Linked DNA regions of Mus musculus: region 2 is linked to region 1. Evidence: chromatin loops called from intact Hi-C (ENCODE). Cell type or tissue: left cerebral cortex. All regions are shown on one strand. Each heading gives the region's core, and the rest is flanking DNA. Links, peaks and the distances in the headings are about the cores only. Region 1 holds the start of D16Ertd472e (DNA segment, Chr 16, ERATO Doi 472, expressed). Region 2 has its middle 11 kb from the start of Gm24861.

The links. Hi-C counts contacts between places; a loop is a spot of excess contacts. Peaks named below come from ENCODE experiments on the same cell type or tissue, not always from the same donor. Only the 100,000 strongest peaks of a DNase experiment are listed, where the experiment ranks them.
Region 2: it touches region 1 in a loop (2.1-fold over the local background); 11 of 42 quality-filtered maps call a loop at or near these places.

The regions. Positions count from the first base shown.
Region 1 is chr16:78,569,887-78,586,196 of GRCm38, forward strand. It overlaps D16Ertd472e (DNA segment, Chr 16, ERATO Doi 472, expressed), which reads right to left and starts at 6,802. Exons shown (of 5, transcript NM_001252439.1): 1 at 6,538-6,802; 2 at 6,035-6,168. The coding sequence starts at 6,161. In left cerebral cortex, for the core only: no CTCF peak of the experiment used is centred there; DNase peaks (open chromatin) are centred at 6,125, 6,520 and 6,917; H3K4me3 peaks cover 2,500 bases; H3K27ac peaks cover 1,314 bases.
Region 2 is chr16:78,627,685-78,643,994 of GRCm38, forward strand. No RefSeq gene overlaps it. Among named protein-coding and RNA genes, the nearest start is that of Gm24861, 11 kb to the left of the region's middle. In left cerebral cortex, for the core only: a CTCF peak has its summit at 7,750 (motif pointing left); a DNase peak (open chromatin) is centred at 7,759.

The DNA.
Region 1 (16,310 bases), core at 4,789-7,288:
CCCTTTCTGGGACAACCTTGAAAGACACAGGTGAAGGGAAATCTTCACAGTGGGCAGAACTTCGGGCAGTACACATGGTATTACAGTTTGTTTGCAAGAAGAAATGGCCAGATGTACGATTATACACTGACTCATGGGCTGTAGCCAATGGATTGGCTGGATGGTCAGGGACTTGGAAAGATCACAATTGGAAAATTGGTGAGAAAGACATCTGGGGAAGAAGTATGTGGATAGATCTCTCCAAATGGGCAAAGGATGTGAAGATATTTGTGTCCCATGTAAATGCTCACCAAAAGGTGACTTCAGCTGAGGAGGAGTTCAATAATCAAGTGGATAAGATGACCCGTTCTGTGGACAATCAGCCTCTCTCCCCAGCCATCCCTGTCATTGCTCAATGGGCACATGAACAAAGTGGCCATGGTGGTCGAGATGGAGGTTATGCTTGGGCTCAGCAACATGGGCTTCCACTCACCAAGGCTGACCTGGCTACAGCTGCTGCTGATTGCCAGATCTGCCAACAGCAGAAACCAACACTGAGCCCCAGATATGGCACCATTCCTCGAGGTGACCAGCCAGCAACCTGGTGGCAGGTTGACTACATTGGACCACTTCCTTCGTGGAAAGGACAGCGTTTTGTTCTTACTGGAGTAGATACTTATTCTGGTTATGGATTTGCCTTTCCTGCACGTAATGCCTCTGCTAAAACCACCATTCACGGACTGACAGAATGCCTCATCTATCGTCATGGTATTCCACACAGTATTGCTTCTGACCAAGGAACTCATTTCACAGCCAGAGAAGTACGACAGTGGGCTCACGATCATGGAATTCACTGGTCTTACCACATTCCCCATCATCCTGAAGCAGCTGGGCTGATAGAAAGATGGAATGGCCTTTTGAAGACGCAGTTACAGCGCCAATTAGGTGGTAACAGCTTGGAAGGCTGGGGCAGAGTTCTTCAGAAGGCAGTATATGCTTTGAATCAGCGCTCGATATATGGTACAGTTTCACCCATAGCCAGGATTCATGGGTCCAGGAATCAAGGGGTGGAAAACGGAATAGTTCCACTTACTATCACTCCTAGTGACCCTCTAGGAAAATTTTTGCTTCCTGTCCCCATAACTCTAGGTTCTGCTGGCTTAGAAGTTTTGGCTCCAGAGAGGGGAGTGCTCCTACCAGGAGCTACAACAAACATTTCATTGAACTGGAAGCTCAGACTTCCCCCTGGTCATTTTGGGCTTCTAATGCCCTTAAACCAACAGGCTAAAAAAGGAATAACAGTGTTAGGAGGGGTGATAGATCCAGATTACCATGGGGAAATTGGATTACCTCTTCACAATGGTGGTAAGCAAGATTATGTCTGGAGTGCAGGAGATCCCTTAGGGCGTCTCTTAGTACTACCATGTCCTGTGATTAAAGTCAATGGGAAACTACAACAGCCTAATCCAAGCAGGATGACAAAGGACGCAGACCCATCAGGAATGAAGGTATGGGTCAATCCTCCAGGAAAAGAGCCAAGACCTGCTGAGGTGCTGGCTGAAGGTGAAGGAAATACAGAATGGGTAGTAGAGGAAGGTAGTTATAAATACCAATTAAGGCCACGTAACCAGTTGCAGAAACGAGGATTATAAAGTAATATGAATGCCCATTGTAAATTTACTAATGCGTTTGCGATTGTACGAGGGATAGTTATATCATGTTAGGCGTATTTACAACCTTGTTATTGTTTCATGTGAACATGAGATATTATTTGTGTCAAGTTGACAAGGGGTGGATTGTAGTGGCTATTCCTGGTTGTCAACTTGACAATATTTGGAATGAACTACAATTCGGAATTGGAAGGCTCACCAGTGACCCTTATCTGGAGGCTTGGAGATCCTTATCTGGATCTTGGTTTGAAGATCTTGAGCCATAGTGGCTATGGATTCCAGAAGATTGAATCTCCGAGTTTAAGGAACACACCTTTAATCTGGGCTACTCCTTTCATCTGGGATTAAAGGTGTGGTGGAACACACCTTTAATCTGGGCTACACCTTCTGCTGGAGACAATATAAGGACATTGGAAGAAGGGAGTCTAGCTCTAGCTCTTGCTCCTTTGCCTGCTTGCTGCGTGAGACTGAGTAACTGCTAGATCCTTGGACTTCCATTCACAGCTGCGACTGAACAATTGTTGGGAATTCGGCTGCCGACTGTAAGTCATCAATAAATTCCTTTACTATTTAGAGATTATCCATAAGTTCTGTGACTCTAGAGAACCCTGACTAATACACCTTAATACGTGGTGTTGCCTCTATGGGATGGGACCAAGAGGAAGAGGCTGTGGTCAGATGAAGTTTGTTGCTTCCTGGCCTCAAGCAGTGGATCTGTCTGCTTGAGCAGAAAGGCGCTGGCATTTACAGCAGGGCATGGAGGAAGAACAGAAGACTTTCAACACTAAACAACCACTTCTGGCTTTCAGGTGGAAGCAAGGATGTCATACCAACCAGTGATGAACAAAGTTATGGTAAGAAACCCAGGATGGATGAATAGTTAAGGCAGACACTGGGCTCATTTATGATTTACTCGGAGAAAATACAGATTTTTTTTTTTCCTGCTAGAAAGATTCAGGAACCTAATTTACTTCAGTTTTCATGAAAGAACAAGAGATTAGGGAGAACAGACGAAAGACTACGCAGAGAAGCCAGACACATGCTTGCTTGTCAGCTAGCAAAGCCAGCTTAGATGGAAACCAAACTGGTTTAGTTATCTACAGTTGTATCTATCACTGTAAGAAAGCTTACGTTACTTATCTGGGAAGCAGAGTAGCTCCTGCCTTCGGGGATCCACTCCCTGGACTGTTACTGCCTTCTGTACATTACGGTTTTTTCATTGCAGGCCCCTAAGACCTGGCTTCTGTTTAGGGACTAGAAGCAATTTGGTTATTACGTAGGTTAGAGAAGCTACTGCAACAAACTAGATGCCTCTCCGTGTACTTGATCACTAACACTATGCCAAATCTTGGAGTGCCTTATGACTAGATCCGAGCCTAGCCCTCTGCTTGTGCGCCCATCTCCTTAGCTCCCAAGTGCATAGATTATCCTGAAGGTGAGTTATGGGCTCGAAAGTTACCCCTGGGAGCAGCTAATGTCCCTTGAAAGACATTTTTAGGTTTTTGAAGAACAGGACCACGCTTTGGGAACATGAAAGTTAGTCACTACCCACCCTCCTTCTAAATAGTGTGAAACCACAGCAAAAAGACAACTCAGAGCCATGCCTAGAATACAGAGTCCCTCCAGTAAGAGCAGCCTGTGTGAGGCCAATCCCCTTTCATCCTTTGTCTTTGTTGCAGAAGTACACACGAGCACATGGCTCTTCAACAAGAGGCTCATTATTAGGAGGCTAGTGCTGTTTCATGTAAACACTCTGAAGTGTATATAATGGCGTTTTATTTCAAATGTGTGAACTAAAACCTAGCCCAGCTGTGGTGGTCCTCCAGACACTGCATTTCACGTGGGCTCTTTGCAGAAAAAAAAAAATGTTTGAGAGGAAAATGTAAAGTCTCTTAGTTAACAGCAACATCACCACAATCCAGACAAAACTATACTAAACCTGTAAATGTCCCCTTCAAAGGTCCCTCTTACATCCCAGTTATAGAAAGGAGACTACAATAACTCAAGTCACTGACAAAGGTGAAGAATATACCCCGTCTTCACCTTTTCCCACTGGTTTTAAAAACGTGTGAAATGTGTGTGTGTGGTGTGTGTTGTGTGTTGTGTGTGTGTGTGGTGTGTGTGGTGTGTGTGTGGTGTGTGTGGTGAGTGCCACAACTCACACACGGAGGTCAGAGGGTGACTTGAGGGACCTGGCTCTTCCCTTCCACCCTGTGAGATCCAGGAATTAAACTCAGCTCCTGAAGCTGGGCATCGAGTGTCTTTCCCTGCATCCTGCCATCTTGCCAGCCCTCCACTGATTTTTTTTAAAAACACGACTTGGGTGGGTACTGCTATAAAAACTGACTTTGGTGGAAATCTTTCTTGATCTTCCCACAGCAGTAGGACAATATTAAACTAATGTGCATAACAAATAGCTCATCAGCGCAGTAACAATGGAAATCCATTTGTGAGCACAAGGAACTGACAATCAAGACAAACCGAGGCGGTTTTTGAACTTCACCTTTAACACAGAGGATAAAACAGTTCTAATCCGGATTGAGAACCGTTTTTTTTTTTTTGTCTTTTAGACTAATAGACAAGTATTATTTCAAAAAACATAGCACCGGGGTCATGTTTACACATCAAGAGCTACAATGCTCACAGTTAGTTAAAAGGCAGCTTCAGAAGGGCCAGGAAAGCAATTATGAAAACTGAGGTCTCTGCAGTAAAGTGTTATATGGCATGATGATTTACGTATCAGGAAGCACCAATTAGGGAAAGCTGGCTGAATCAAAAACCAATTAGGATTCGGGAGGAAGGATTTCCAGCATCTATCCCACAGTTCACTACCTATTGACAGTAGATGAGTGGGACTGAGGTCACAGCCACAAGAACTAGATGGCCGGGCTTCGAAGCCTGGGACTACCAATTACTAGCGATGTGCCTTCAAACTGCACTCCTTAGGTCTCTCATGTTCCATTCCATCACATTCAAACAAGTAATCATAGCAGGCATCCCAGAGCTATTTTGAATGAAGATAATCCAGTAAGACGCTTAGGGCCAGGCTTGGCACAGATGTGCTCCCAGCAAACATTTGCCTGGCACAGAAGAACAGCTTGCTGACGCCACTCCAGCAACCTGGAGCAGCCCACCCACCCACCAGGCCTCAGTTTCTTCCAGACAACACAGAGATTGCAAGTTGATCCTGTCTGATGTCTCTGCCCTTCTAAAATGTAAACTTCCAGGAGGTGTGAGAACACACAGGAAAAAAAACTGTTTCCAAAGAGCAGAAGTGTGCCCTCTCACTGGGGCACAGAGAACATAAATATAAACTCCACACACACATAAAAAAAAATCGTCATTTCTAAGTCACGCTTTTAAAACTAGGTGTAATCACTACAATTTACTAAAGCCAGAGTAACAAGCATACTACTTAGCCCACAGAAACTCCATGATGCGCCAAGACAGACACCATTTGGAAGCTACAACACTTCTGAGTAACAAGTCCTAACAGGAATGGCAAAGTCTATGATCTCAGTACAGGAGTGTGCTTAGCAATAAGGATACATTGTCCCTCTTAATAAGACAAAAAAAAAATCATGAAAGTCTTTAAAGACAAAATGAAATGTTGTTTTGAAACCAAGCCCTTAAGCATCTAGGTATTTCAAAATATTTAGTATCTAGTAAGATCTTTCTCTACTGACAGACACATTAGAACCTCAAAATTCAAGTTATACACAAATTTTTATTTTGGGGGAAATTTTAAGATTCTTCTTCAGTGTGACTCATAGATACCCCAAAAGACTTGGGGTTTCACTGTGACAGTGCAAATAGAAAGCTCACAGCCCATGTTTCCTGGAAACATCTAGGACCCAGTTATCTGTGTACCCAACACAACCTTCAGCAAAAGGTTTAATTTCTCAAGCATTTCTTTTACACATTCTCACAATGGTACTGGCATCGAAAGAATTGAAAAGTCCTTTTTTAAAAAGATTATTAATATTAAAGGAAGTTATTTAAAATCTGATATAAACAACTTAAAAAAATAAAAGTTAGTTAAAATTCACCACATGATGGGAAAAATAGAGACTAAGTTTGGCAGAAAGGAGTAAAATTATATCTGCCCACGTGTACGGTCATGTTGATTCTTAAATGTTTATCAGACAATACCTGCACTTCATTTCATATTAGTTAAAAGGAGCTTAACATTCTGTTATAAAGACAAACATTTCCCTCGACTCATAACTATTGTTAACTCTGGCTTCATTTCCAGAAACCCTTAGCAGATCTTCACTTAGGACAATCTCTAGGCTTTCAAGCAGTTGCAGTGTTACCTCCAAACATCTCAGCCTAAGTTGCACAAAGTAGTACGCGGCACGCAGTTAAAACCGCAGAATCCTTACCCTCGAGATTTAGCTCGAAGCAAATGTGGCAGAAGGAGAGCGTGTCTTTGTCTGTTCCCAGTTTACAAACACTGCAAATGTTGTCATCATTCAAGTCAATGCTTACAAACTGCTCCTCTTCGTTCATAGTGCCCCTATGAGGAAAGAGAAAGGAGCAAGTTACACAACGGCAAAAACTTGCTTATGGCCTGCAGTAACCGACCAAAAACCCCCCCAAAAACCGAAAAAGGAGGCGTTTGCAACAGCCCTGTCAGGCAAGCATCGCCATACCTGGAGTTACAGTATCACAGTTTTACTGCGAAAAAGCAAAAGGGCTGCCCACAGGAGACACCCGCCTCCCGGGTCGCGCCGGCAGACACCCGGCCTGTCAACCAACTTCGGGTCGGTCGCTGTGGCCAGAAGGAGCCGCTGGGACGCGGCTTTGCCAACTTCTGGGTGAGCGTCTGGAGGCGTCCCGCTAACTCGGTTACCCGGCTCCCCGGCTCCGCCGCGGCAAGACGCACGTGGGGACTGGGACACCCGGGAAGGATCGGCTCACGTCGGAGACTCTTCAGCCACGGACCGGAGGGTCCCGGGGACGCCACTCGAGGATCGTGGGCGTCCGGCACGGCGTGGGATCCGTCTCGTCTGTCCGTCCGTCCCGGCACTGGTCCTGAGCACCAGAGCGGCTCAGAGAAGGACCTCTACCGTCCGGCTCCGCGGGCCACCGTCCGCGCGCCACGATCCGATCCGCACTATTGTTTCCGCCGGCGCCGCAGCGCAGACAGCAGCGCGCTCCGCCCCGCCCGGGCCGCCTGCGCCACCCCGAGCCGCCCACGGGGAGAGCGGCCGGGCCAGCCCACAGCCCCAGGGCCCCACGTGGCCACCCTAGCGCAGGGAGTGTAGCCGCCCTCCGCCCGCCCCGCGCCGCCCCGCGCCCCCGTGCGCATCCTCTTGCGCCTCCGCGGAGAGCATCTCGCTCCCCTCCGCGTGGCGCACATGGACCCGTCCGGCCCGCCTCCCTGCAGCCCCTGAAAACTCCAGCCACTTGCGGATTGCAGGAATGGGCCCACGGCTAAGCCTGAGGGGTGGAGGAGGAGAAAGGCACACACGCGTGGGGAGTGTATTGCTTCAAAACCAGGAGCCTGAACCAAGTATTATCCTTGAACTCCTGTTTCATGTTGGTTGACTTTCTGAATGAGATAAAAGTTGATAATTCAGATATCCCGATTTAGGTATAATTCTAGAAGCAGAGCATCTTTTCTTCGAATTATGTATCACGATGTGGTACCTCCCATGCACATCCACGGAAAACATTCCCGAGGCTCCGCCTCTTGTTTTTAAGTCTACCCCTTTCCTAAACTTTTTTTTTTTTTAGTATGTAAATGTACTTTCATCATCTGCTTGACTCCTTAAGCCTTGCCTAGGCCACAAGTCTACGCAATACTTTCAGTTACGTTTGCTATGCTAGTCTTTCTCAACAGTCCACAGAAGAGAAACAGGAAACTCGGCTCTTGCAGTTTAGTGGTGACTAACCCTTTATCGCAGTTTCTTAGAAACAAAAACTGGAGCTTGAACTCAAGGCTGCGGAGGTAAAGCCACTAATCAAGGACTCAAAAAAGTCATCTGTGCCCATGCTACCGAAGTGTGGTGGATGACTCAAAGACCCCATGTGGCGTTTTTACAAATGCAGAATCCAGAAATCAATACCTTGCTCTGAAAAAGACCCCCAGATCCATGGACCTGAGGTGCCTCAGCGGGGGTGGCATGAGGTGGGATGGGGGAGGGGGAGTGTTTGCTATGGCAAACCTGGCAACCTGAGCTCCATTCCCAGTGGAACGGAAGTACTAACTCCACAAAGCTGTCCTCCAAGAGTGTCCCACAGTCACCAGGACACGCCCCCCCATTAATAATAATAATGAATATTTTATAGGTCCCTGCCCCCTATGCATATTAAAATTTGGGGTGTGTTAAATATCTTGCATTTTGGATTCTACTCATTTATTTAATTAAAGTGATTTTTACAAAGTTTATATTTGTATGTGTATGTTTGTATATGTGGTGTGTATGATGTGTGCATGATCATATCCTGGCATGTGTGTGGAGCTCAGAGGACAACTTCAGATGTCTGTCCTCATTTTTTTTTTTTAAATCTTGTTTGAGAAAGGGCCTCATTGCTGTTCATAGGTGTGTAGTGTAGGCTAGTGGGCCAGTGGGCTTCTCATGATCTCCCTGTCTCCAGCTCCCATGTTGCAGTAAATGTGTTAAGTTTGTTTGTTTTCTCCTGGTGTGTTAGTCAGGGTTCTCTAGAGTGACAGAACTTATGGAATGTATATATTGTGATGACTTACAGTCTGTAGTCCAACTAACCCAACAATGGTCAGCTGTGAATGGGAAGTCCAGGAATCTAGTATTTGTTCGGTCCCACAAGGCTAGTTGTTTCAGCTTGCCTTCTGTAGAAGTAGGTTTCAACAGATGTGCTGGCAAGTAAGTGCAAGCAGGCAAAGAAGAATGATTCTTCCTTCTTCCAAAGTCCTTATGTAGGTCTCCAGCAGAAGGTGTGGCCCAGATTAAAGGTGTGTGCTGGCACAACTGAGTCTGGGACTTGTTTTGTCCCAGGATGACTTTGAACTAAGAGATCTCTTTGCCTTAATCTCCTGGGATTAAAGGCCAGTACTACCTTGGCTGGGCCTAAATTTTTCATGGCCGCTATGCCTTAAGATCACCATGCCAAGATCCAAGTCAGAAGCTTGTGTCTTCCAGCCTCAAGATCTGGATCACAGGTAAGCTGTCCAATTCTAGATTGTAGTTCATTCCAGGTATAGTCAAGTTGACAACCAAGAGTAGCCATTACACTTGGATCTGGGCAACTGAACTCTGGTCCTCATACTTACATAGAAAGCTCTTTACCCACACCTTGAAGCCATTGCAGGTCCACAGATCTGAGTGCTGTTTTCGGATGTAGGTACATATTTAGGGAATTTGGGGTAGGACCGGAAATCCTGCACTTGTAGCGAGGCCGCATGAAGTCAGTGTTACTGACTCTTGTACTTTCACTCCATCAACATGGACATTGGCTGCTTTTTTGAGGCACTGATGAGTTACATCATAATTCATCAGTTCTCATAACCGATAAGCTTTCAAGATCGGTGGCTCTATGTTATCTGTCTCTCTATTCTCTTGGGTAAATAACTAGGGCAGAATTGCTAGATGATATGGTGAACATTTGCTTATTTTGTGTCAGGGTACGTGTGAATGTGAGGATCAAATCCATGTGAGTTGCACAAGTACCACACCACTAACTCAAATTCCCATTCAGTTTAAAAAGGAAATTGCCAAATGTGTTCCCTCAGTGCTTATGCAACTTTAGACACTGAGAATCGTTGATATACTCTTAGTGAATTGATACCCGCTATGGCTTAAATCTAAGACGCAGTCCCCATAGGTTCATGATCTGAAGGCTTGTGTATCCTAGCGGTTGGTACTGTTTTAGGGACCACGAAAATTTCTGGAGGCAGAACCCAGCTAGTAGAAGTGGATCACTGGGAGGAAGTCTGAATATTATTAGCCTGGTCTTTAGTGCTGGCCCAGCACTGAAGACTCTGTTTCCTACTCTCCCCATATGTACACATCCACTGCCATTTAGTTCACATCAGCTTCCAAGAGCTGCACCACCTCCCATGCCTTCCCTGCCGTGGGATGTGGGATGAGCTGAAATCCTTCTGAAGTCCTGAGACCAAATAAACCTAAGTTGTTTCAGTCTGGTGCTTGTGTTACTGTGGTACAGAAATCACAAATACAACTAGTTTTATTTGAAAATGAAAGGGGGAGCAGCGGGGGCGGGCTCCTGTTGTTGCAAAGAATATCTCTGAAAGGAAAGAGTCACTGGGCAGCTTTCAAAGCCAATCAGATCCTGTAGAAGAAAAGACCTGGGTTCAGAAAGAAAAGGAATGCAGAGAGAAGACACAGAGGAACAAAACCCAGAGTGCTAGTGATCTCAGATATAACAGCACCCAACCTAACACACATGTATGACTGCAGTACTGGGGGCGGCAGGGAGGAGAAGGGCAGTGGGGGGAGGGGGACAAGCTAGAGTTGATGAAAAGTATCAGCCATATCTCAGAAGCTCAACAAACCTGAAGCTAGACAAAAGAGTCCCAACGAACACATAATGAAAAGAAAAACAACAAGGAAAAGAGAAAAACCATCAAGTAGACCGAGAAGAGAGATGCATTTAAAGAGGAGTTGAGAAACTGCTACAGTTTTCTTATTAGAAATCATACAAACCCGAAAAACCTGGAATAAAGACTTTCACAGGTGGAAACAGAGCTGGACTCCTAAATTTCTGTTTACCCAGTGTAGCTCTGAAAATAAAGACATCTCCACACAAAGAGAAGCAGAAGATCTAGCCATTCTTAAGGAAATGTTGAGAGAATTCAGTCGACCTTTCAGTTTATTTGAGAGATACTAATGGGAAAACACTGTATTTGGAGCCTTCGGTACAGTAAGGCACAGTAATATGTGACTCTAATCATAGAAACCATTAGAAGCAGAATCTTTAATGTCAGAAACGCTTCAGAAGATTATGCCAAACCAACTGGGAGAATCCTAGAGATATAACTCACCAACCCCAGGAAACAGCAAGCGTAGAGATCTCAGGCCTAGTCTGTGAGGAACTATGTTTAGCCAACAACCTGAAAAACTTGGGCTTCGTTTCAGCATCCTACGGACATCCTAATTTTAGCCTCAGTGGACCCAAAACAGAGCATTCAACTGAAATACATTTTACCGGATATTTTTTTTACCCATTGTCTCCATTAATGTTCTGCTGCTGAGAGGAGACACCACGACCACAGCAACTCTGATAAAAGAAAGGATTTAATTGGGGCTGGCTTGCAGTTTCCAACGTTTAGTTTATTATCAAAATGGCGGGGGGGATAATGGCAGCCTCCAGGCAACGCAGCAGTAGCTGAGATTTCTAGCTTTTGAGAACCTCAAAGCCAACCCCCAGTGACATACTTCCTCCAACAAAGCCACGCCTCCTAATCCTTTCAAATAGTGCCGCTCCCCTGTAGCCAAGCATTCAAATCTATGAGCCAGTGGGAGAAATGGTTATTGAAACCATGCCTAGCCAACCATGAGATAATAAATGGATATGGCCTTAGGCCATTAAACATGCCTTAATTTGTTATGCCAGTTTTATGAAACTGATACAGTGAGTATATATAAAGTTTTAGAAAAGTTTGGAGTTTGTTTAGAAGTTATTTTGGCGGCATTCTGCTTGATTGTCTCCAAACATGTTTTTAAACTCAGTTTGTAAGTGCATATAGCTGTTCCTTTATCCTGTCCTTAGACGAGGACTTTCTAAGGTCTCTATTCTATGTCATGATGCTCGGGAAAGACTCTGTACCCTAATTGAGTAAAACTCAACCAACTCAGGTTCCTGTGAGTTCTAGTAGATGTTTGCCTTATAGTCTGTAGTAGTTAGCCTTTCTCTATTGGATAATTTTCCCCAAGCCTCTTGGGGTCTCACCCTACACATGCTCAGTTTCACCTTCAGTCAAAGACTTAAACAAACAAACCAAAAAATTGAAATACTGTTTATGTATGGGTCTTCCTTTCTAACACTATGTATGTCAAATTCCAGCCACCACCACCACTATCTCCTCCTCCTCCTCCTCCTCCTCCTCCTCCTCCTCTCCTTCATCTTCCTCAAACTTTTTCTCCTTACTGCAGTATGGCCTTTCCTCGTGCGGTCTGAAAATACATCTAGGCATAGATAGAACCAGGGGCTTTGTGTGCCTCATCCCATTTGCCTTCCTTTAAAAACCCCATGCTGTATGATCTGTGTTCCAGCCTTTAAAAATAGGTATTATGTATACTGTGGCCAGCTTTCTTTTACAAGCTATTCTAGTAACCCTTATTTCATCCTGGCTGGAATCCTTGGTTATTATGTCTGCAGATCTTTCCTCTAGTTTCTCAGTGTATTCTTCAAAGAGTTTTCGGAGACAAATGCAGATGGCACCTCCCCTCAAGAAACTCATGATGGCTTTTTGCCTTTCTCCTAACAGGAATACATTGATCCATTTAGCACTTAGACAGATACAAGCTGATTTTCAGCTTATTGTTTTTCATTAAACAATCTCATTTATTTATTTAATAGTCATCTTCTGTTTTAAGTCATAAACATTGATTGGGAATCCCCGGGTTGGTGGTAATCTCCTTCCATTTTGAGGGAGGTTCCGGAACAATGCTGCAAAAATCCTTGCGTAACCACACTGCCTCACCTCCTTCCCTGACAATATAGGGAGAAGAAAAGCCAGTCCTTTCAAAAGGGTTGGTCTTCAGTTCTCCATAATTCAAGAGGCAGGCTCAGAGGGACTTGAATAGTTATCTGTACATGGAGTCCTTTCAAAACTAGCTCCGGGCTGGGAAGATAGCTCCATGGGTAAAGAAAGACCTTGCGGCTCAAATGTGTTTGAATTCTTGGAACCCACATAAAAGCCAGGCTTGGGAATGCATGCCTGGAATCATTCTATGGTGAGATGGGAGGCAGACACAGGAGAATTCCTGGAAGCTCATGAATCAGCTATTCTGCTATATGCGGTGAGAGTGAACAAGAGTCAGGGTGGATATCAAGGACCAAAGTTATCCTTTGACCTCTGCAATACACTGTGGCACATGCGCTTTCGTGTGTGTGTGTGTGTGTGTGTGTGTGTGTGTGTGACATAATAAACCTAATAAGCCCCTCAAATTAGTGACTCACTGAAGTGTATTGTAAACAAAGGCTATCTTTACAATTAGGCTTGATCTAACGTAGACATTACTGTGAACTGGGGTTTCGAATAGTCCCAAATCGTTTGATGTACATGGATTAAAACCCCAAATTAACAGTACCTGAATCGTGTAAGGGCTTCTGTGTGCCTCTGAGCAAGCTCAGCAGAGCCAAGCACTCACAGCTGTCATCGTCAAGACTGCCTCCTCTGCTTTATCTCCAGCTAGGCACCATATTTTCCTCCAGGAAAAAGAATAGAAACGGAAGGTGTGGGAAAGGCCTGAGAGTAAGCCACACATTTCACTTCAGCCAGGAAGCAAGCCATTTCCTATGAGGCCATAGCAGAGTTTTGTTTATATATAATCGTCACTGGTAACAGGTTTGAGAAAAATAGGTCTTCCTTTTTTTTTTTCCTGGACTCCACAACAACAACAACAACAAACAAACAAACAAAACCAAAACAAAAACAAAGCAAGAAAAAGAGGTATGTATATATTTCTTGAAAATGTCTTCCATTTGTGTGTTAGAAAATCATCCCTATCCTTCAGTAAAGATCAACACACACAGATTCATTCTACTAACATATTCCTTTCATGTTCCTGATTTCATAGCCTGCTCACCTTCAGTAATAGAGTCCCACTTTTAAAGTAAAGAACTTAATACACTCAACATGTCCTTCCATAAATGGACATCTGTGCCGGCTAGTTTTATGTCAACCTGACGGAAGCTAGAGTCTTCTGAGAGACAGGGACCTTGACTGAGAAAGTGCTGCCATAAGGTCTGGCTGTTAGCAAGCCTGTGGCACATCTTCTAAATTAGTGATTGATGGGTGGCACCATCCCTGGGCTGGTGGTCTTGTGATCTATCAAAAAGTCGGCTGGGCAAGACATGAGGAGCAAGCCAGTAAGCAGCATCCCCCCATGGCCTCTGCAGCAGCTTTTGCCTCCAGGTTCTTGTCCCGTTTGAGTTTCTGCCCTGACTTCTGCTGATGAAAAACAGTGATGTGAAAGTATAAGCCAAACAAATCCTTTCTTAACCATCTTTCTTTTGGTCATGGTATTTTAGCACAGCAATAGGAACTCTGAGGAACACAACCTCCTTGCTTGTCCTTATAAACTATCTCTTTTTCTTCAAGAGGAAGATTGATACCTGTAGCCCCTGGTACCATGCCTCTAAAAACTGTGGAACTCACACAGTCTGCAAAAGTAAATCACACTTTATATCTGTGTCTTCATCCGCTTTCTAGTTCCTGTAACCCTATGTTCATATAATGGTTTGAATGTAGTGTTTTATCCCTGTGAGATAGTCACAGACACACTATAAATGTGATTCAATGGATTAGCTTAAGTTCATGTGTGCTGTCAACATCTTGAGAAATACTTCCTCAGTGTTATCTGCTGGTGCAAAGGAGCTGAGAGATTTATAACAGTCAAGTGTCCATCCATAGTGTAAAGCTAGGGTGGGGCCAGCTGAATGACAGACGCATAACAGGTGTTGGCTAAAGAAGCACTGCCTTGTGCTTCATCGTGCAACACGCTGGAGCCACACTGATTGCAACAGCTGGACAGGTACGAGGAGCTGAGTTCAGATCTCCAGACTTGATGTCAAAGGCTGGGTGTGGAGGCTCACACTTGTTATTGCAGGGCTGAGATGGGCAGATATAGGCAGACCTCTGAAGCTCATTGGCTAGGTAAGTCAATGAACTGGTTCACTGGTTAGAGAGACCCTAGCTAAAAAGAAAGAAAGAAAGAAAGAAAGAAAGAAAGAAAGAAAGAAAGAAAGAAAGAAAGAAAGAAGGAGGGAGGGAGGGAGGGAGGGAGGGAGGGAGGGAGGGAGGGAGGGAGGAAGGAAGGAAGGAAGGAAGGAAGGAAGGAAGGAAGGAAGGGAGGAAGATGGAGACCAATCAAGGAAAGATAACCTATGTCAACCTCTGTCCTCCATAATATGCACACACAAATATGTACAACCTGTGCATGAACCCACATTAACAAATACACCTACCAGGCAAACTGTCACAAACCCCATACAACACCACCACTACCAAACAAAAATCAAAACACAACAAAAAGCTAAGTGGTTAAAAAAATTCATAACCTATATCCGTGCTTTTTACATCACTCAATTGTAAACATATTGTGGCTAATAATTATGTTTCTCATTTGTATTTAGCACTTATTTAATGCCTTAAAAATCTGTTCTTAAAAAAAAAATCTGTTCTTGTACCCTTGGGATTAGGCTTCACCAAAATTAGTATGAAATGACCAATAACAGTGACTCAGAAAGATAGGATTTTATTTTATTTTTTTTCCTACATTGTCTGGATGTGGGAGGCCTGGCCCATGAAGTCTTGAGCCATGAATGGTGCCTCTAGTTTTCTCTCTGCCACCTCTAAGATTTTGTGTGCATTGCAAATAGTAACGAGTAGGAGACTGGGGAGAGAGCATAAAGAACATTTAGTTGCTGTTTTTTTAGTCCATAACTCAAAGCCGGCACATGGATTTTTCTGATTATTCTAAAGCTGAAAGGGGATCTTGAAACCCATGTCTTTCTTACAGGAATACTGAATAGTACATGGATTTCTAAGAGATTAGCAGATAGGCTGACACATGCACCCCCATCCGGGGACAGTTTTGGGTCCACTCTTAGTTGCTTTGGAATTTTGAAGTTCACCTCAAGCACGCTTATGTCAATGTTTATGCCCAGTCTCTTCATCGTTGTTTGAGAGTGACGAAATCTACTCTGTCATCACTAAATTCTCTCACAGCATGTAACAATTGCTTTGGGTTGGTAGTGTTCTATCACTAGATATAGTTAAGTAGCTATAAAAGAGACAACAGAATTTTCATTTAAACATGTGCAAACATAATCTTAGTAAGCATTTACAAGGAAAACAAAAATAGATTAGTTTAAAAATAGAGGGACTATTAATAAAGCCATCTGCTCTGCCTGGACCAAATGATCTTTTGGATTCTTCAGGACCTTTCTAAAGTGGTCCCAAGCATTTCCTTGTGCACACAGCAGTCCCACTGTGACTCCGGGTCATGTGTCGTCTATAGTTCATATTTGTGAAATGGAAGAATGACTTCCAGTGACAGCTCTGTGGTGACAGAGATGAACAGGACACCGAGAGCAGTGACCGTGCCATCAGTCATGAAAGGCGTATTCATTTGCTACCATTCTGACAAGTGTTCTCTGTTGTGTACTGAGCCATGGCCGTGCCTACTGGGAGAGTTCCTAGAAGTTCAGGTTCACTAGACTTCCATGGTGATCTGTTGATGGATGTAGGGGGATGGGGAGATGGCTTGGTGGGTAAATTACTTGCTGTCAAATATGAGGACCCAAGTTTCATGCCCAGAACACTCACACACACAGATAAAATAGATATTTTTAAAAGGTGCACATATGCATACACACACACACACACACACACATACATGCACATGGATGCTGAAGAGCAGGAAATTCAGCTTGTTAGAGGATTATACTGGGCACGCCTTTCCAGTTATATCTTTCTGCAGCTGT
Region 2 (16,310 bases), core at 6,350-8,849, 59 kb after region 1:
GGTAGAGTCCTGTTTTAATTACTTTTCTGATGCTGTGTCAAAAAGCCGTGACCAAGGCAAGAAGCAAGAGTTTATTTGAGTTTGTGCTTCTAGAATGCATGGTGGTAGGTGAGGGACAGCAGCAGGCTGCCTATGCAGAACTCTGAGAGACCAAGTTTTCAAATGCGAACAAGAAGTACAAGGATAAAACTGTGTGTGGAGCTAGGCTCCGACCTCTCAAAGTTCGGCTCACCTTCCTCCGTCAAGTCCCCACCTCCTAAAAGTTCTCACTACCAACTAGGGACTGATGTTTGAAATGCCTGAAACTCAGGGAGGTGATAATTTTTCATCCAAACCACCACACATATTTACTTAACACGACCTGTTTCTCCCCCATCCCTCAGGAAGCAGAAACCTGAGTGTTTAAGACAGGGGATAAAAGCGAGAAATTGACTGAACAGATGAGCCCAGAAGAGAGGTGTCAAATAGGACTTGTGAGAACACCAACCAGTTTGCTCTAGCAGTTTTGGGGACCTGGGCTAGCAGGTACATTCATAGAAGCCCCAAAGGTTGGGGCATCAGGAATACCTGGAGCCATGGCAACGTTCATCCTAGCCTTGTACTACAGAGATGTCAGCCATCCCACAAAAGCCAGATGGGGTAAAGAATTAGAGAGAAAACGCTCCATTTCTGAAGCAGTTCTTAGGGTAAAACACCTATCACACCACGTTTACACAATTCTGCCACTAAGCACGTGGCAAGAAGTGAGGGGGAGAGGGACACTCTTGCTGCCAGCTTTCACGCTTTTTGTTATCCTATTCTGACCATGGCTCTTTGGGCCTCATAGCCCTATATCTCTGGTGCTTTCTGTTGCTCCTGGTCCAGGTTTCAGCCAGCCCACTTCTGCAGTACAAGCATCTTGGCTTTCAGTATCTCGTTTGAGAAGAGTTTCTGTGACTTACAAGTAAAAATAAGTTCCCACGCAGTGTAATAAATATCAATCCGACCTGTCATTTATTTGAAATATAAATTTTCATTTTGTGTTGAACAGCCATGTTATTTCTTTCACTTTCTGATTTTCCATTCGCGTAGATGATGAACAGTAGCTGTTGACATACTTTTGGAGTTATTCTTTCATAAAGAGAGTCTTTTCATAAAGACTCCCTGCTTCATTAGTTTCTATGTTTATCAGAACAGAGATAGCCTAGGTATTTTGTAAGGAGGGAGACGGGGACGGGTTTGCTTTATTATGAAGCATGGAGGTGCGCTAGCAGTCAGTTTATTACTAGGGTTTATAGCCAGGCCACGTTAAGTTTGAGTCCGTGAATTATAAAGTCATGAACATCTATCTTTTTTTCAAAAAAGATTTATTATTTATTATATGTAAGTATACTGTGGCTGTTCTCAGACACACCAGAAGAGTGTTCTTTTTTTTTTCCACCAATAGATTGGCATTTTAATATAACATTGCTTATGGAGCTGTCATAGTAAAAGAACAAGCACGTGTGATATAGTCTAATTCTCTGGGTGCACAGATGACAGAGCACAGCATATTTGTATGCTCACTGGTTTGTGATGTAGAAGAGAAGCATTGAATTAAGCCAAGTCTGAAATTCACTAACAGGCAGTAAGGACCCCCACCCTTTGCTCCATAAAGAAGCATACACATACACTCTCTCTCTTTTAATACCAGTTGCTGGAGGAACATACTTGGAAAGATATTTCATAGTAAAGGGTGGTCATTGCCTCATTTACAAAATATGTAGGGACCCGAGACACAGCAAAAATTCTCTCAGAAAGCGATGAATTGAAAGAGATTTTAAAAAATACATTGCATAAACTAAGTACTGTGTCATTTTCTTGTCTGTGTGACAGAAAGCCTGGCTTAGACACCTTTAAGGAGGAGCAGTGAATGGCTTCTGGTTTCAGCAATCTTACCCCACTGTGGTCTGGAACGGAAGCTCACACTACAGCTTCCAGGAATCAGGGGGGAGCTGCCCTTGATGGCAGTTCTCCTAGGCTTCTCCCACTTATCCATTTATTCTGTCTGGGGTCAGAACTTCTAATTGGCCCTGCCACACCTCCATTGTCTCTGGAATCACCATCCCAGATACCCAGCAATGCCGTTTCCTAGTTTCCTTAGAACTGGAAACAAGTGCCAGGTACCAGCTTGTTGGGGAGTAGCCTGGAAACTTGTGATAGATCTGGTCTCTCAGAGTCACTCTTATGTGCAATTAATTCTATCACGTGGCAGTATGAGTGAGAAATGTCCCCTGTAGTCACAGGCATCTAAATCCCCAAGCCCGTCACCTCAGATGCTGGGCACAGAACTGTAGGATTTGGTGGTTGCGCTCTGCTGGAGATCAGTTTGGCGTAGTTTACTTTTCTTAAAAAATTTTTTTTTATTAGTTATTTTCTTTATTTACATTTCAAGTGTTATTCCCTTTCCTGGTCTCCTCTCTGAAAACCCCTATCTTATCTTCACTCCCCCTGCTTCTATGAGAGTGCTCTGCCACCCACCCACCCACCCACTCTTGCCTCCCTGCCCTGGCATTCCTCTACACTGGGGCACAGAGCCTTCACAGAACCAAGGGCCTCTCCTCCCATTGATGCCCGACAAGGCCATCCTCTGCTACAGCTGGAGCCATGGGGCCCTCCATGTGTACTCTTTTGTTGGTGGTTTAGTCCCTGGGAGCTCTGGGGGAGGTCTGGTTGGTTGATATTGTTGCTCCTCCTATGGGGCTGCAAACCCCTTTTGCTCCTTCAATCCTTTCTCCAACTCCTCCATTGGGGACCCTGTCCTCAGTCCAATAATTGGCTACAAGCATCCACCTCTGCATTTATCAGGCTGTGGCCTGTCTCTCAGGAAACAGCTATATCAGGCTCCTGTCAGCATGCACTTGTTGGTATTCACAATCATGACTGGGTTTGGTAACTGTATATAGGATGGATTCCCAGGTGGGGCAGTCTCTGGATGGCCTTTCCTTCAGTCTCTGCTCCTCACATTGTCTCGGTATCTCCTCCTGTAGGTATTTTGTTCCCCCTTCTAAAAGGACTGAAGTATCCACACTTTGGTCTTCCTTCTTCTTCCTTCTTCATTGCTTAGTCCACTAATTCCTTCCTATGCCCCAGTCTTCCCCTTTGGAGTGGGACTCTTTACTTTGTGACTTCGTATATAGGGTGTAACTTGTTCTTGATTTTATTGGATTGAGGTGGGAAGACTTTCCCTAAATGTGGATGGTACCAGTCAATGGGCTGAGGCCCCAGATTTCATAAAAGGGAGAAAATGAATAGAGACCAATTACTCCTCCACTCTCTGCTTCCTGATTGGGTGCAATGTGAACAAGCTGGCTTCAGCTTCTTGGTCTGTGCTTCCCGATAATGTCTTTCTCACCATGATGGGATTTATCTCTTATATCTTTCCTCCAGCAATGAAAAAGCAACTAATACAGTGTGGATATAGAGGGAGTCTTAACTCTCAGTGGTGTCTCTGAAGTAGCAGAGATTTTTTGTTAAAGCTAAAAGGGTCACCGCCAACTGTGATGGGGCATGGATCTGTAAAACGGAGGGGAAAAGGAGATGCTTAGTGTATTAGGAGACTTGAAGCTGGTCGTGCGTTCCATAAGGAGAATTCATCAGACAACACACTGTGGTGGATTCATCACAGGAAAACTGTGCAGTCAGCTCTGCTTTAAGTGTCACTGCGTGTCACTCTTCATGCGTCTGAATGGCTTGTGTTTCAAAGCTCCCCTGGAGCTATGTCTAATATGACTAACTTCTAGTCAGTGGGGGCATATTAGTCATGTGGCTATGTGTGTGTGTGTGTGTGTGTGTGTGTGTGTGTGTGTGTGTGTGAATTTGTCCATATAGTTGTGAAATACTATGAGTCTTAAATCTTCTATGTGAGCTGGGTCATTGGAGAACAAGAAAGCTGATACAGATGTTATCTGAAGACCATCCTCGGAAGAATTCCATCTTACTTGAGACAATTGGTCTTTTTAGTCTATTAAGGCCTTCGGTTATCTGGCAGAAGCTGACCTTCATTATGGAGGGTGATTAACTTTATCCAAACGCCACCAATTTAAATGTTAGTCTTATCCAAAATCACCATAAAGCTGACACAAGAAGCAAAACATCAAGTGGAGCACTGGGCCGAGGTGATGCATGTCCTTTTGTGGCCAGATGCCTAAACCTCTTGTGTACAGCCTTCCATGACAGGCTCTTGCTGGTGATGGTCAGAGAGGACTGGGCTGTGACTACAAATTTCACAGAGTAGAGAAATCACTAGATCAAAAGCAGTTGAACCAAGCTTCCAAGTGACCTTTGTCTTTCACTGAACTAACTGTGTGGCTTGTCTAAATAATATGTGTGCTGTGTGAAGCATTGGAACAAGGGGTTGTTTACGGTAGTTAGCATGTCCCAACTGCTGCGGTCATGCTGACAGCAATGAGGAGAATGTGCTGACGAGGCAAAGGGTGGAATCAGGAAGACCAGTTGAGAATCTGTAGTGCAAGCCTGGGCAAGGAACGGTATTTTTGGGCTAGGGTGGTACTCTGAGTAGGTTATAAGTGTCTTAATTCATCATAGTGCATGATAGACTTTTACTATACAAAATTATCACAGAACAAACTCAGAGTTTATATATTTTTTAAAAAAGTAAGTTGATTATCTGAATTCAGTTTAGAATAAAAGGAAATATGAATTATGACGTGTTTTTATTTTTCATTCACATTTCGTAACAAAGAGTCTTATATAAGATTTAAATGATCATTCTTAATTAGGATATACAGGCTGGTGCTGGCACAGTAGATGAAAGGCGAAGAGAGACAGGGAAGGACAGAAGGCAGTTCAACATGCTCTGTTTGTGGGTCACTGCCATGTGGCCCTAAAGAGAGTTCATGCCTTAGGATAACCCCATTGGATAGAGGGTTTGAGGGCAAGTTACAGGCTACCTCACTGATGTCTCATATCCCCTGTTGGAGAAAGAGCATTCCACAGGGAATTTGCTCTGTGACTTTCAATGTGGTGGCAGGGGGACTAGACTGCTGCACAGCCTGGAATTACTTGCTGGGGCTCCAATGGCTTCAAAGCAAGCAGCACATGAGTCACACGAGTCACATGAGTCACATGAGGCATGGAATCAGAAGAGACGCTCAGGATGGTCCAACCTGAAACTCACTCATACTAACTCGGGTGAGAAGACTGTTAGGATTATTAATCAAGGTACTTTACAATTATGCATGCTTCTAACAGCAGGTTGCTAGTGTGGTATGTTAAGACTATATTTATGTGGTAAGTTAATACTGTTGTTATTTTGAGAAATCAGAAAGCAATACATCAAGTAGTTATGGTTCTATTGGCATGCAGAGATACTACGACCGAGGTAACTTTTATTAAAGGAAGCTGGCAGGAGAAGAGAGAGGGTGGGAGGGAGAGAGGGAGGGAGGGAGGGAGGGAGGGAGGGAGGGAGGGAGAGAGAGAGAGAGAGAGAGAGAGAGAGAGAGAGAGAGAGAGAGAGCTTTTGAAACCTTAAAGTCCACCCCCAGCAGCTCACCTCCTGTAAGAAGGACACACCTCCTAATCCTTCTCAAAAAGTCCATCAGCTGGGGACCAAGCCTGAAATATATGATGAGCCTTTCTCACTCAAGCCATCACAGGACTTGTAAGCTCTGTGTTAGGAATGAGGAAAGGAAAGTGACTTTTCCCGTTCCTGAGCTTTGAGGCTGTTCTTTTACTAGAGCCATAGTGGGTTCCCATGGAGAGGTAATGTGGTCTTACTTTTGCTTCTCTGGCTGCCCAATTCTGCTTCATAACACTTAGTTTGTACCAAAGCCTAGTGCAGTAGGTGCTGGGAAGGGGCCTCATTTTATGGACTTTCAAAATAGAATTTCAAAGAGTAAAGTAGGTTTCTCACAGCCACGTAAGGACATATGATGAGTTCCCTTGCTTTTGAGTTTTAACAAAAGTCTTCCTCCTGGATTGTTTCCCTGTCGCTGTGATAAACACCATGGCCCAAAGCAACTTACGGAGGGAAAGGTCATTTGTGGCTTACAGGTTTCTGTCTGTCATCAAAGGAAGCCAAAGCAGGAAACTGGAGGCGGCAGAGGAGGCAGTGACCACGGAGGAATGTTGCTTACTGGTTTGGTCCCTAGGTGTGCTTGGGTCTTCTTCAAGGAAGACCAGAATCACAGTTAGCTTGTGCCTGAGGAAGCTAGCGGTGATAGGTGATGGCTGGAGGTGGGTCTTCCCTTAGGAGCCGAAGTGTCGGCTAGGAAGCAAAGTGCTGAGGTGTAGATAGAGGAGTGGTTGTGTGGTGCTCGTTAAAGCTTTCTGAACATTGAGAACAGACCCAAACCCTACTCCAGAGAGAGCCGCGTGGTGAAGGCAATTGTGAAGGAGTGAGAGGAGAGGAGTAGTGGCCAGCTGCATGGCAGGTGGTTGGTGCATCCCGGTGGGAAACACAGTTGGCACAGCCCAGTGGGAAAGGCAGTTGATGCATCCCAGTGGGAAACGCTGTTGGCACAGCCCAATGGGAAGGTGTCCTTTAGAGAACAATATGGCGTAGCCCAACAGAGGACTGTGATACAAGGTCATACTTGTGCCACCTAAAAAGAGCTATGCCTTTTCCTGCCAAATTCTCTTTCCTAGGCTTGACCCGTGGAGAAGAAATAGAGAGGAAAACAAGGAAGAGAAAGGAAGCAAATCTTCTTTTCCATGCCTGCTGTAGAGTTATGAACTTGACGCGAGTTGACCACAGGGGAAGGGAGAAGTTCTCAATTGTAATGGCGACTGCACACACGTGACGAGTCTGAGCTGTATTGCCTTGGTCTGTGACTGGTTTGGAAGATAACTTTTCAGCAAGCACAAAGCAGAAAGTTCTATAAAGCTTGTTTGTCTAGGGAGCCAATGATTCCAGAGAGCTAATATAGTGTCTCCTGCCTTTACTGTGTGTATTCCACCACATCCAGCTTGAAACACTCATAATCACCCTACTGTGTTCTTGGTCAAGCTGGCCCGTCTGGGCTGCACAGAGCAAGAGACCGTGCCTCAAACAAGGTGGGAGGACGGAAGAACCAGCACCCGAAGTTGTTCTCCAATTTCTACATCATTGCTATGTCATGTGCGTGTATACACCTATACCTGCATACCTACGTTTACACATTCACACACACATCCATCCATTTATCCACATAGATGCTCAGAATATGCTAATTCAAATATGTATTTACAAATATACATACATTCATACACAGACTCATATTCTTACACAGGCACACACTTTCACATATATACATGTATCTACATGTATATTCACATTTTCACATACACATATGCACACATTCATACTCAATACATATTTATACACACATATATTCATGCATGAATATACATCTCCCTCTCTCTCTCTCTCTCTCTCTCTCTCTCTCTCTCTCTCACACATACACACACACACACACACACACACACACACACACACACACACACGGTTAAAAATTCAGGTTCATGAGAAGAGAAAGACACCAGCCAATGATCATTCTTTTACTCCTGTGGTCTCAATTAACTAAAACAATTGGAACTCAGGATTAAGACAGTCTTGGAGTGTGAAATATGAAAAGAATTATCTGAAGCACAAAGTGTGAAAAAGGGTGCTTCAGAGAGTGCATTAATATGTAATCAGGGCAAACAAACCAAGAGGAAAAGGCACCTGTTTTGCTGGGCAAAAGGAAAAGGCTGGCAGGGTCTCTCTGAGACTGTCGTTTGATGCGCCCTCTAGTGGCCACTGCAGTACAGAGATTCAGTACGCATTCCAAAGCTGTCTCTATAAACGGGACTTGGACTTCCAACTGCCCTAGTTCCTGTCTCTAGCTGCATGTGTATCAGAAGATGACCTGGTCGACCATCAGTGGAAAGAGAGGCCCATTGGTCGTGCAGACCTTATATGCCTCAGTACAGGGGAACGCCAGGGCCAAGAGGTGCGAGAGGGTGGGTGGGGGAGTGGGTGTGGGAGGGTGTGGGGGACTTTTGGGATAGCATTGGAAATGTAAATGAAATAAATACCTAATAATAAAAGAAAAAGAAAAAAAATTTAAAAAGGCCTCCATAAAAAAAAAGTCTAGAACCTTTGTCTAGGGCTTGCAGAGATCTTTCTCTTTTTAAAGTTATTTTTTACATTCACTTTGCATCCAATCATAGCCTCTCCTTCCTCTCCAGTCTCTCACGTACAAATCATTCCCCCTTGCCCCCTCCCCTTCTCCCCAGAGAACAGAAAGCCCCCTTAGGTACCACCCCACCCTGGGGCATCTAGTCCTAGTAGGACTAGGCACATCCCCTCCCACTGAGACCTAAACAGGCAGTCCAGGTAAGGGTAAGGGGACCCAATGGCAGGGAACAGAGACCGAGTCGACAGCCTCCGCTTTACTTAGGGACTCATATGAAGACCAAGCTGTACGTGTGCTACAGATGTGTAAGGTCCAGCTCCTGCATGCTCCCTGCTTGTTGGCCCAGGCTCTGTGAACGCCCACGGTCCCAGGTTGGTTAACTCTGTGGGTTTTCTTCTGGTGGCCTTGATCCCTCCGACTCGCTCATTTATATCCTCCACTTTCCACAAGACTCCCTGGGTTCCGCCTGATGTTTGATTGTGGGTCTCTGTATCTGCCCCTATACTCTGGTGGATGAAGCCCCTCAGGAGACAGTTATGTAGCTTCCTGTCTGTATCATTAATGGTGTCAGGGGTGGGCTCTCTCCCATGGAATGGGTCTCAAGTTGGGGCTGTCATTGGTTGGCCATTCCCTCAGTCTCTATTCCATCTTTAGCCCTCGAAGAGATCTCTTCATACACGTTGACTCTCTGACTGCTCAGGTGGAGAGTGGGTGAACACGAATGTGTCTGTGTCAGTTTGCAGATAAACAGCTCTCGTGCCCAGTGCAACTTGGTCACTCACTTTAAGTATGATGGGCCACATAGAAGAGAACCAAAATCCATGAGTTTCTCAACCAACCTTTGGTGTTATTTAGAAAGAATGAATAGCAGCCTAGTAATAAGTAAATGCCACTAAGCAAATGGCTACTCACTCCCTATATGGTTTGCTTCCTATTGTTGTGAAAGGAAAAAAAATTAAATAAAAGAAAAGGAAATATATTTCTGTCCACAGAATATAAATTATCTTTACATAAAGGGGTGTCTCTGTTTATAAAAGGTTGATGTGTCTTCCTTTGGGGTTATTGAATTATGTTTTGCTCAGACAGTCATGGAATAGAAAGTGGGTCGCATACTTTCTGAATTCCTTTGAGTAAACAATGATTCCACATTGTGTAAAAGGCAAATGACAGACTGGGCTCCTTCTATGGGCTAGTGTGGGGTTTGATAATGTGGTTCCTATGAGATTCTTGTCATTTTCTGAAGGCAATTTGTTTTACCATAGTTTTAAAAGTGTTGTGACTGGATTACTGTAGTCAGTCATTTGATCAGTTCTAAGCGTGCGTATTACTGGAGGAAGTGACCTACTCCTCTCCTCCAGAGGGCAGCAAAACCGCACTTCTCAGTGCTGAAATTCTTACAAGTCTGTTGATAGACCTATTTTGACCTGATCATTCATATCAGCACAAGCTAAGCACAGCGTTTATGGATACATATATTGACATTTTACAGAAGGCCCTCCCTGTGGAATGAAAGGGGATGCTTTTCACGTAGACACAGAAACTACATTTGCTTTGTCTTACAGAGCACTGTTCCAACAAGGCCACTTGTGTTAAGCAAGCAGCTACGGAGAACAAGAAGAGGCCTTCCCCTCCTTTGGGATTACAGCTTTTATAATCATAAAGTGGTGGTGCTTGGATTTATTGCAGCCATTCTGGAAACCGCTTGTCCATCTATGAATGTAAAACAGATTTTCAAAAATAAGTGTGTCCCAAAGCTGCAGAATCCTTGAGAATTCTGGCCTTGGGAAAATGGAAATGGGAAGTGAGAGTTGAGCCAACTCCTGCCCGTTGCTATGAAGAATTTGCGTTACTTCTTAGGTGACTGCAGATGAACTTTCAGTGCTGACCACAGTGCCTTTTGGTAACCCTTCTTTCTGCAGGCCCAGGTGCCGTGTTCAGACAACAGTCAGTGAACGCTGAACGTATCCCATCAGAGTGATTTTGAGAAGCTGTTCTCATTTTTCCACTCTTTAAAAGTTTTTATAAAAGTTAACATTCCCAGTTGTCAAGAACTGTAATTCCTTACAAATCTCTGTGCTAGTCCTTTATGGAGATTGATAGTATTAAAAAAAGAAGTATAAGAAACATCTTGGTGTTTTCAATGAATAGGAACAGCACACAAGAAAAAACACCAGTAATCACGAAAGTACAAATCACAAATGCAGGCGAATGAGTGGGATGTTCCTGGATTGACGGGGTTCCGAAGAGGTGATGGCCCCTTGGAAAAGCGACATGCAGAAAGATGCGGATTCCTAAAAGTGCCAATAGAACCTGGACACAAAGAGAAAGAAACGGTGCTAGAGCAGCCTGGAGAAAGACATGTGCATTTTAGAAAAAAGATCAGGAGCGCCACAAACGTGGTGTCAGTAGGGGTTAAGGTTGGAGAATTCACAAGGTTTGGGGACTTAAAGCTGTAAAAAAGATGGACTATATGACATTTTTTGAGTAGGGGAATAATGAAAACATAACCAGGCATGTTAGTTGTTTTGTTAACATATACTAGTCCTTGAGAAGCGTGAACCTCATATGAGGAATGGCTTCTCTTGGATTGGCCTGTTGGGTATGTCAGCCAGGAATATTCTTTCCTGGTAATTGGTACAGGGAGGACCCAGTCCACTGTGGGCAGATCCATCCCCAGACAAGTGAACCCTGGGATATATAGCAAAGATAGGTGACCATAGCCTGGGAGCAGAGCCAGTAAGCAGCATCCCTCTGTGGTCTCTGCTGCAGCCTCTAGGCTCCTTCCTTGAGTTCCTGCCTTGGTTTCTCTACATAATGGATGCTAACTAGCTGAAATAAACCGTCTCATGTCGAGATTGCTTTCTGATCCTGGTTTTATCACAGCAAAGGAAACAAACCCACATAGACCACTACATTCCTGGAATGTGAACCTCTCTTTACTTCCATTGCTGTGCAAACATTCACACGTTCACAGAGCGGTTGGGGTAGGGGCTGGAGAATTCGACAGTGGCCCATGTTTACTTGTTAATTGCACCTACTATTACAGTTATTGAGCTGAATCATGTTTTCAAAACTGTATCATAGTATGCTTTAAGAAAGTAGGCTAACAAATAATAAACATGTTTAAACTTCCATCCCATAAGGGTATTAATGATAAATTCCAACCTAGTCTTCATTCATAGAGCATTAGAAATTAATGCATTGGAAATTAGAAACTAAAATAAAAGATGAGGCACAATCTTTAGCTTCTTTTTCACCATGGAACTGCTTTTGACATCAGCTGTTAGTAACCTAATGCTTAGCTGGAAGGAAACACCACCTTTCACAGGACGCTGGTGCATTCATTCAGGACCATTTTACTTATTCCAAATGGAAACCCACCCAGATGTGTTCTTTTATTTTCAACCTTTCTGAAATGAATATATATTGCAGAAACAGACTCAGGATATTTTTACACATCAAGCTAATGTCTCTGTCAGGCTGCTCTTGGGTTTTCATGACGTGAATAATATTTCTCAAATGGCATACTCATAAAGGATGAATAGAGAGTGAAATGAAATCGAATGCTTGAACGAAAACATACCACCAAGTGCTGAATACAGGAAAAGTAACTTTTAAAAAAACTTTTGATCGGTTCTTTGTGAATTTCGCATCATACGCCCCAGTCCCAGTCATCTCTGTGTCTGCTTTGTGTACCTTTCACTCTTGCAGCATACCCCCCAAACATACACACGCGCGCGCGCGCGCACACACACACACACACACACACACACACACACACACACACACATACACACACACAAAAGCATATGCGGTGTGGAAAACCATCTCATGGTGGAGGCTGTAGTATGTTACAGTGTGTCCAACAGTCTACCTCTCTGTCCACACATCTTCTCTTGCAAATGTTCGTTGCGGTGAGTCATTGGTCTGGATCGAGGTCGGTGGCTTCTGTGAGAGCATCCATATTGGATCCCCGCTGTGACTTCTCCTAGTTATGGTGTTGTTGCCTTTTGTCATGAGGATCCTGCAGCTTTGGGTCAGCAGGACTGGCCTGGAAAAGTAACCTTTTAAAGTCCTGAAATTTGGAATAGTTCTTCTCCATGTAACAGCATCGGGGAAAAAGGCGAATCGGGACTGGCTAACTCGGTCTTTTCATTCCCCTCCCCTGCATATGTTTAAAAGTATTCTCTCCTATGGCATTCCTTATTTTGTCTCTACTCTTACGATCTATATATCATCTGTATTTAAACAGCCTCTTCATATGAAAGAAAAAACTCAATCTTGGTTTGGCTTATTTCATATAACATTGTGGTCACGAGTTCCATCCGCTTTCCTGTAAACGACTTATTCTCATTTTTCTTCAGAGCTGAGTGTCATAGGCACACACCATATTTTCTTTATTCGGTCAACTGTTCATGGTACCTTAAGTGTAGCCTCCCTCAGCCTTGAAGCAGGCTGATCCAGACTTTGACCTTGCTGCCACTAAGAAGGAACTTACCTAGGGTAGAGCCTTCTCACCTTGATGACTCTATTTGCTCTTCTCCAAGACTCTGCTTCCCGCTGAAAGGTCCTTGAGACATTCTGAAGACACACCCTGTAGATCACCTACGAGCTGGCTCCAGTCATCAAGAATGGGCTGGTGGGGGATGGGCCTTCCCTTTTATAAGCACACTCTCTTAATAAACTCTCGGGCCTTGATCAGAGAAATATTTGTCTTGGCTTCATTATCTTCTTTCGCAGTCTAAGTCTCTTTCAGCCCCAGCCTGCCTTCCAGAAATACCCGGTTCATGTAGGCCTCGGGCGGGCCTCCTACTACACTTAAGAAACTCTGAAAGTTGAATACCCCTACCTTGAGACATTGAAATTTTGATGGGCACTGTTTTGACATTGCTGTTGGTAGCATAGCAATTTCACAATATTAATTTTGCTAACCTATGAGCACAGGAGGTCTCTATATGATTTGGTGTCTCCTTCAGTATTGTTAATGTTTAAAATGTTCATTGTAGAGGTCTTTCACTTCCTTGGGTAGCTTTATTCCAACCATCTCTAACTCTATTTCTAGGGAATCCAATGCTGTCTTGTGGCTTTCCCAGGCACCAGGTAATTATATGGTTCTCATATGGTTAGGAACTGTACTGGCTTAGTAACTGGTACATGTAGGTAAAATAAGTATATATATATTACTTATATATATTGTAAATCCAGAGGCATAATGGCGAAAAGATATACTACAGGACTGGTTTCTCTCTGTCTGGGTCCTCTAATACTGGATCCTGGCTGGTAGATGTAAGGAAGTGGCCATTAAGTGCTGTTTGTTTTCTTTGTTTTTCTTGTGACTTTTGGTGTTCCCAAGCTTGTATCCAATGTATGGCTGCTTAAGCCTTTAACATGTGTAGGCTTGGTAGATTGTCTTGTTATGTAGAGGTTCTCCAGGGCTTAGACACCAGAACAGTTAATGTTCTAGTTAGTGAAGGGAATCTCTCTCTAGAGTACTGGAAGTGGGAGAGCAAACATGTATTGGGATCCGTTAAAGTTTCACAGTTCTCAATCTCTATGGCAACGAGCCCCTGGGCAAATAGATGACACAACGGTTGACCTATATATGCTTTGATGTATTCAAGGAATGCCACCTGAGAATGTTGTAGAGTGTGGTAATTTGAGTAACATGTTCCTCCATAAGTCCCAATTATTTGAATATTGTTCCCCAGTTGGTGGCTTTTTGGGGAGGAGTATGAGATGTGGCATTGGAGGAAGTATGCCACCATGGGCAAACTTGGAAGTCTCAGTAGACTCGAGTCATTTTGAATTAGCGTCCTCTGTTACCTGCTTGAGGCTTGAGATGTAAGACCTCAGCTCTTAGCTTCTGCTCCAGCCAAATGCCTGACACCTGCTGCCTTGAGTGTAGACTCTAACCCACTTGGGACTATAAGTCCCAAATAAACTCATCCCTAAGTTGCCTCGAACATGGTGTTTTATCACATTAGTTACAGATGTAACTAATACAAAGAGTATGTGGACTTTGGAGACGTGTGGTTCTGGTTAGGGCTGTGGTGGGAGAGGACAGAAAAGAACCTTAACAGTCAGGGTCAATGTGCCATTTGGAAGCAATAAAATGTACCCAGTGCCACTTTCCAGTCAGGTTTTAGGATTCCAAGCGTGATTTACAAGCCTGTCTGCTCTCTTGCTGTGAGCCTGGCAATGATTTAGATGGAAGCCATTCCATCAGTTCCAATCAGTATAAGAAGCACGAAGCAGGCCATGTACTAAACCCGCACTAGGCATTGCTATTGTCAGCCATTGTGATTTTTGACTTACTTGCTGATGCAGTGTCAGGTACCTTACTCTCCTAGCTTGGCGACTTTGAAGTAGGTAAGGAGGACCCAACACTTCCTAGGTGCTTTAGACTGGGGATGAAGGGTCGTAAGTTTAAGTTCATTGCAGAAGAATAGAAATTGTGTCTTGGATCTTGATTGCAGGTGCTCTTTAATGTTTATTTCGTGTTAAGTACAAGTTGTTAGGAGGGAGAACTTTGGCTGTTTGACTGTCTGTCCATCTCCTTCCAACGGATGCAGTTGTAGCTGCCTGTGAGTGAAATCAGTGGTGGCGACATACTGGGCAGGAGCAGAGGTCACATTGGGAATCCTTACTGCTGTTTGTGTACTGTTGCCTGGTGAGGGTGTAAATGAAGTCGATCCACCCTCTGAAGCTTTATCAGGAAAAGCAGCAACTACAACTTCATCCCCACTACTTAACTGAGACTGTCAGCCGATCAACTCACTGCTTCTTTGATGATACAGGGGGTTGTCAGGATGAAAGCCACAACCACTCTGAACGTCTCATAGCCAGTTAGGGAGGCTTTGCTTCAGCCATGGATGCAGGGGACATTTCTCTGGAGTAGATCCAGACTCTGCCTCTCAGAGAAACTTCATTCTGTCCCCAGGCCTGACTAGACTTCACTTGAGGCAGGGATTGCCTCAGCTGTCATTGCCGCTGTTAAGTGGAGGTTTCCATTTGGGAGAACTTGACTTTAGCCACGGCAACTCCAGGCACCTAACGCTGGGCTTCATTTCAGGTAGGAGAGCATCAGGTGGCCTCATAATACTCTATCTTCAGCCATGCTGCTTGTCTCCCTTTCCATTTTACACGTGTTTTCAGGAAGGTTGACATCTAGGGTAGTCAGGTCCAGTCTGCAGAGGTGACTACTAAACAACAAGTTTGGTTGGCGGAGAAGATGCAGAGAGTGCGTGACTCTGTGAGAAGATGCAGAGAGTGCGTGACTCTGTGAGAAGATGCAGAGAGTGCGTGACTCTGTGAGAAGATGCAGAGAGTGCGTGACTCTGTGAGAAGATGCAGAGAGTGCGTGACTCTGTGAGAAGATGCAGAGAGTGTGTGACTCTGTGAGAAGATGCAGAGAGTGTGTGACTCTGTGAGAAGATGCAGAGAGCGTGTGACTCTGTGAGAAGATGCAGAGAGCGTGTGACTCTGTGAGAAGATGCAGAGAGTGTGTGACTCTGTGAGAAGATGCAGAGAGTGTGTGACTCTCTCTGTGAACCCCTCTCCTCTCATTCTGCTTTGGTTAGTTTCAGGAACTTCCTTCTACCCCACTATACTGCAATGTACACCTTCCTATCTATTTCCAGATAACTCATTACATATTTGTAGTTGAAACCCACAAGAGGCCTGTGCTAGTTACATTTCTTGTTCCTGTGGTATGTAACAAAATGTTTTTTTTCAGGAAGAAAGACTTTATTCTGGCTTATGGTTAGAGAGCTGGTCATCCACCGTGGAGAGAAAGGCATGATGGAAGTAATGTAATGCAACTGGTCACATTATTTTTTGTAATCAGAAACAGAGAGCAGACAAGAAGTTAACCCACGTATAAAATCTCAAGGTGTACTCTCAATGACCCATTTTCTCTGTTAGGATTTCATCTCCTAAAATACAGTTGATCATCTGGCAACCAAGTTTTCAAATACATGTCTATGAGGAGATTTTATGTACATTCAAACCACAGCAGGGATCTACCTTCCCCTGGGGAACTGGACAAGTATTAATCCTCATTAAAAATTGTTCAAAATAACCGTTAGTGCTAATGATAACTCCTCTTTCTCATTTTATTAGTTCTTTGAGAAGTTTGTACAATATATTCTGATCCTACTCCCCCATCCCATT